Linked DNA regions of Homo sapiens: region 1 is linked to region 2. A link is a loop called in an ENCODE intact Hi-C map of the cell type or tissue named here. Cell type or tissue: OCI-LY7. All regions are shown on one strand. Links, peaks and the distances in the headings refer to the core of each region. The heading gives the core; the rest is flanking DNA. Region 1 has its middle 44 kb from the start of DMD. Region 2 overlaps DMD (dystrophin).

Evidence for each region. Peaks named below come from ENCODE experiments on the same cell type or tissue, not always from the same donor. Only the 100,000 strongest peaks of a DNase experiment are listed, where the experiment ranks them.
Region 1: a loop joins it to region 2, with 2.0 times the contacts of the local background. A loop is called at or near these places in 1 of 110 quality-filtered maps.

What each region holds. Positions count from the first base shown.
Region 1 is chrX:33,253,644-33,256,581 of GRCh38, reverse strand. It overlaps a transcript of DMD not described here. Among named protein-coding and RNA genes, the nearest start is that of DMD, 44 kb to the right of the region's middle. In OCI-LY7, for the core only: no CTCF peak of the experiment used is centred there; no DNase peak of the experiment used is centred there.
Region 2 is chrX:33,126,831-33,129,768 of GRCh38, reverse strand. All of the region lies in intron 1 of DMD (dystrophin), which reads left to right. Among named protein-coding and RNA genes, the nearest start is that of DMD, 83 kb to the left of the region's middle. In OCI-LY7, for the core only: no CTCF peak of the experiment used is centred there; a DNase peak (open chromatin) is centred at 1,178; H3K4me3 peaks cover 2,165 bases; H3K27ac peaks cover 2,500 bases.

The DNA of each region.
Region 1 (2,938 bases), core at 324-2,823, 130 kb before region 2:
ATTTTAAATCAAGATTAATGTATAGTTTATGATTAATTTAAAATATAAATGTTATATTTCCTCTCATCCTAGAACAGAATAAAAAGATTTTGAAGGATTTGTATTAATCAAATAAGCTAGAAGCCACGCTTTTCTAGGAAAAATATTAAGAGAAATGTAACCATGCTTGACGCTAGGATGGTGTTACCATCAAACTAAAGCATAATTTCCTCTTTCTGTGACTGTTGAATACTAATTTTTAAACATTAGGAATTGTCTATTATACTTTATTATATCATGACTACTCAATGTTTTGACATGAAATTGTCCCTAATATATTTGCTAATATTTGAAACTAGTTCAAAATTATCTGGCAAGAAATTTGTGGCTTTATCCATATGATGTATAGCATGCTAGCTTGTCTATGCAGAAGGACAATAATTAGACAATTCAGAGAAGGTGATAATATTTATAGCTTATTATAGAAATATATGTAAAGACTTTCTTGATTGTAAACATAAATATTATAAAGTATAACTGAGCTTTTGAGATTATCAGGAAACCAAAGTATCTACAAAATCTAAACTTTCACTCAAACCCATGGTCAGACTGTCAATACTAAATTGAAAAATTAGACTCCTACACAAGTTGTGAAGTTTTTCTTTCTTCATGCATATGATTACAGAAAGGCAGGTATGGATGGCCTAATTTGTGGAATAAATCCAACCACTTTTGTAACAGCTCAGATAACAAAAATCACTAATAGAGAATGTGATATTTTATCAAATTGGCTTTGTTTTTGTTTTTATTGTAGCATTGCATAAGATCAAAGAAGAAAATAAATGATTCAATTAAAGGAAAAATACTGAAAGGCAGGACACAGAAAAAGAGAGTTTTAGATGTGGAATTCTTTTGAGAGATCATCTAGTCTGTTTACAGATATGAAATCTGGGGAAACACAGAGGTGAATTGTCCAAGGCTTTGCAGTTATTGAAGCATCAAAATCATACATATATCCTGCTTCTAAACCTCCCTCTCAGTGTTCTTTTCATCTATGGTTTTAAAATAATCAAGTGGTATTTGTTAAGAAGTTAGAATTTTAAGATATGGATTATATAAATCCGATTTATATGGTCAAGTTTGACTAATATTAGTAAATTTGATTGTTAGCAACATAAACATTTCTGGAGTACCTTTCCTATAAAATACGGATGACAATCTCCTTTAGCATTGTTATTCCGTCTGGGATAAAAAGCACTTCCCACATTTATTTAGAAATGTAATGGATGTGTTCATTTAACTCCAATGATATAATAATTCTCTATTGACTACATTCAGTATAACAGTGATGTTTATTTGGAATTCCCCTTGGACTTCCACTTAGATTTGTTAAATATGAGGTGATTTGAATGACTTAACTAATGACATTTGCTCAATGTCTTAAGTTTTTCTTGATAGTTGGTAAATATCTGTTCATGATCAAGAGTGTTACACCAAGAATTTACTTTCAATAGAGTGCCATAGATATCACTTACTGTGCATTCTCTGTGTTTATGTGTAAACATATAATAGATATTCAAAAGTAATATAACCTCTCCACATTATAAAATAATGCACAAATATAAAGAAGGATAATATATAAGAAAATAAAATGGTGTAATTGCACACGTGAGGTGTTCTATTTTATGTCAAACTATTTCTTAAAATCATTCAAATATCTTTTAGGTTACTAAAGGAGCTTTTGTCATATGAAAATCATATGAATAGACCATCACATTTTGCAATAAGAAGAAAAAAAAATTTAACTCATGAAATCAAAACCTTTATCCAAAACCACCTTTGTTCCTCAATCTTGTCCAAATTTTGGGTTTTTCTAAACAAGTTTTAATAACTCTTATTATTTTATATATTTACCAAAGCAATCAGTCTGTATAAGATTTACATTTTAGCATGCTGTTTTTTCTCTGATTTATTTCTTTCGAATCATCACATCAAATAATAAATCTTAAAGTTGTCAATTAAAATTGATTTCAAATGTTTTGTATCTCCCCACTATTATAAGAACTATATTGTGAAGTCTATATCAAAATATAGGGGGAAAAGCCTAAGGTCGCAAGTGAAAATTTTTTTTCTAAGACACATTCAAAAATTTGCTAACCATTTTTGCATATCTCTAATTTGCCCCAGACCCCAAATTTTAGGATAATGATAAACTTTTAGAATTTGTTAATACAATTTTTATAATTGAATATATCATATCTTTTTTCAAGTCTATGTTTTTTAATAAACCTGAGAGCAAATATTTAAAATCTCTTTTAAAAGCATCCAAATCGTAACAAAAAGAACTGTACAGTGTAAACAATAGTGTATGCTCCAGACAAACAAAGCCTTGTGATGTGAAATAAAGCAAATTTGTGTATAATTAAGCATTACCAGTACTGTTAAAATATAGGTTTATAAACTGGCAAGAATATCGGGAACATATTCTCAGATATTCAAATGCAAAAATGGAAAATATTTCATTTTTAACGGTGAAATTTTCTGCTAACTGTTTACAAAATAATATGTACTTATATATAGAAATGAGTATAAGCTATTTTCTTTTAATGGCTAGTTTCTCATTAAAGGGATCATGACATTAGGCATATTAAGAGTTTAGTTTGGAAACTATTTTAAAATATTAATAAAGAGCTATTGCTAATTAATGATGGGATTTTCCAGTTTTATACATGAATAAATTACTATTAAAATAACAAAAATTGATAACTAAGAATGGGGATTAGAGTTTGAAAAATTTCATTAGTATTTATGGATTTATTGGTTTCCCTCATTAGAGACTAGATGACCATCAGAGACGGTGATATTTTTACTTCATAACCGCTTATACCTGTTGTAAAATATCGAGAGGCCATCAGAATTTTGTCACTTAGAGAAGGGACTGGAAATTTTTTTAGGTATT
Region 2 (2,938 bases), core at 104-2,603:
CTTTAGTTCTTCTGTAATTTGGATGCAGTACTCTTTGTAGACAAGGGAATACGGTACGATTAATGAGATTTTTCCCACCAACACCTCCTGTTCTCTCCAAATGAAATTTCCGCATCTGAAAATTGAGAGTAGGGAACGGAGAAAAAAAAAATCAGTCACATTTTAACTTACTGCCAGCACGGTCCATGCTTATAATTGCCAAATATTTTATATTAAAGAAAACAAGGTGTGGGTTTTTTTTTTTGTTTGAAACCTTGTAAAATTGTGGCTTACGTAAAAATGAAATAAGTATAGAACATGGCTTTTTAAAAATATCAGTGGCAATGATAATGACACTTTATATTGTATGCTTTTGGTCGCATTAAATAAACATATGTTGAGCACATACTGTTTGCCGGGCACTGGATCTACTAAAAAAAAAAAAAAAAAAAAAAAAAAAAAAAGCAAACCTTAACTGTAACTCTGGATTTCTTTTACATGAACTTCAATCATTTTAACAACTTACTCTAAAGAAAACCAAGAACTGCAGCTCTACTTGGTTATATTGTTAATGAAGTCCTTGGAAAAATTTAGTTTATATGCTTTGATCAGATGGGGATTGACATACTTAAGAGTTTTATTTTTAATCTGAAAATCCACTTCAATCTTATGCTCTGGGTAAACAGTCATTACAGAAGCCTGACACAATTCTGTTTTTTCAAGAAGCAGGATTCAAGGTTTAACTTCAAATACAAATTTGAGTAAGTTATACGGATTATTCCTTTTAATTCTTTTTTTAAAACACAGGGTTTATGTGGATGAAGTTTCGTTCTTAATCTCCATTTGCCTTAAGAATTAACTTCTGCATTGTGGTTTAGATTGAGTTTAAGATTGTTTCAGATTTTAAAATGTATTTTTAAAGGTGTGTCTGGAGGAAGATATTTGTATGTCAAGCACTGTTGGTTTTCATAGGAAGTTCAAATGTGTTTTCAGCAGCACTGGACGTTTTTAGAGTTATTTTCTTCTCCTAGCATCACACAGGTGCGCAACTTTATAGGTCCAGTCTCTTCTTTTTGCTTCCTTCTCTGCTTCTTTTTCTTTTTCACTAACACCAGTTTGCATAAATGAGTGCACTGTCGAGTTCACGTGAATACCAGACAAAAATACAGGTGTCTTCATAATAATCAGCTCCTCTAAGTCTACTTTCCAGTTTCTGCTTCAGACTCAGATAAATCCTATATAAAGCAGACGACACAGTTATTTCTAGAGGAACTGAGGTTACTGATTAGAAGGGAACGTAATCAGGTAGATTGAGCCGGTGAGGGAAGAAACCATTGCTGTGAGAGGGGAGTGTTTGCAAAATGCTGTCTGTGAAGCTGAATCTGTGAGAACACCTCACTATTCACGGCAACCGGAGTGGAAGAAACAGGTGCAAAAAGATTGTGTGTTTGTCTGCTTTTGTGAGGCTGGTCAGAGATTCTGTGCCTGCTTTATCTGTGCTTGGCTATGACTCTACCTCCAGGTTTACCATACCCCATAGAATGTGTAAGAGAAAAGTACCAACAGGGAAATCAGCAAAAAGCTTTCCTATGAAGGTGTGTAGCCAGCCTCCGCAGAATTTGAAATGTCTGAGGTCTCATCTGGTGAGTAAAAGCTGCAGATAAATGCAACAGCCATTCAGAAGAATGATAAATTCCACAAGCATTCAGAAGCAGGCTTCCCTAAAGGTGACTCTTTTGGTCAATTTGCAACCCCTGGGATATATTTGGATGACTCCTGTTCCATATGCCTTTCTATAAAAGTTAAATTGGGGCTTTTGTTGTGAGGAAGGGAAGAAAGGGGTTTGACACCAATAACCTATAGGATAATGCAAATCACTGAAATAAGAAGGAACCCATATTCTACTTTTTGGGTTGTGGCTTTAATGAACTTTGTCTTCAGGTATCTAAAATTATTTCTAGTATGAAGAAAAGAAAAAAATATCCAGACCTTAATCTATAAACGATAATATTTTTACCTCAAATTAAATTTCTAAGGACGTAGACTACATTCATAAACTCATTAGAAAACTAATGAGGGATTTTTATATTAACAATAGAAAAACCTGTGTTTCACATATATATATGGGCTTATTTATGCATATATGTACATATGAATATGTGTATGTGTATATATATACATACACATATACACTCACATTTTTAAGAAGTTTTTAATCAAAGAAGACGGAAATAACAAGGATCCTTGTGAATAGTAATTTAGACATGTTTAGACAAGCACAACTTATTAGGAAGCAAACTGGGACAATTGTAAACAGTAATTCCAGGCTGCCTAATTATCTGAAATATCTCAGAATGATTTTAGAGGTTAAACACTTATTATTAAATGGTAGCTTCTAAATAAAGTGAAAAGGTGTAGTGATTTATCAGGTTTTTTTTTAATTATAGAATATCCTAAAATTCTAAATTAGCATATATTCTGTTGCCAATATATACTGTCAGTATATTTGAAGTATATTAATTTCTAAATTATGTTACTTTTATTAAAATTCCAAAGAGTTTCTGACTTGGACAAGTTTTCTCTATCTTTAGGAAGACAGCTAGTTTTTTTTTCAGGGGGGTGAGCTAAAAGAGTTAGGATAAAGTACACCGCATTAAATTAAAAACGTGTGTTGGGAATAAAGACAATCCAAAGTTAAAAGTCTATTTGGATCTCAAATTTTCCCATAACTTGATTTGTAAGAAAAGTTACCCTTTTGCAAGTCTTCTCTCTCATTTGGTCTGGACTAAGTGGTTGTCATTTCTCACTTACAGATTGCTGTTTTACTAATCTCTTTATAAATATATTTTTTAATTTTATATCTGTATTTTATTCATCAGATTGTCCTGGAAGTACAGAGGCCAGTTGATGGTTTATGAGTTCAAGCTGAGCCGAATATAGCTAAGCCCTGTCTTGCCTG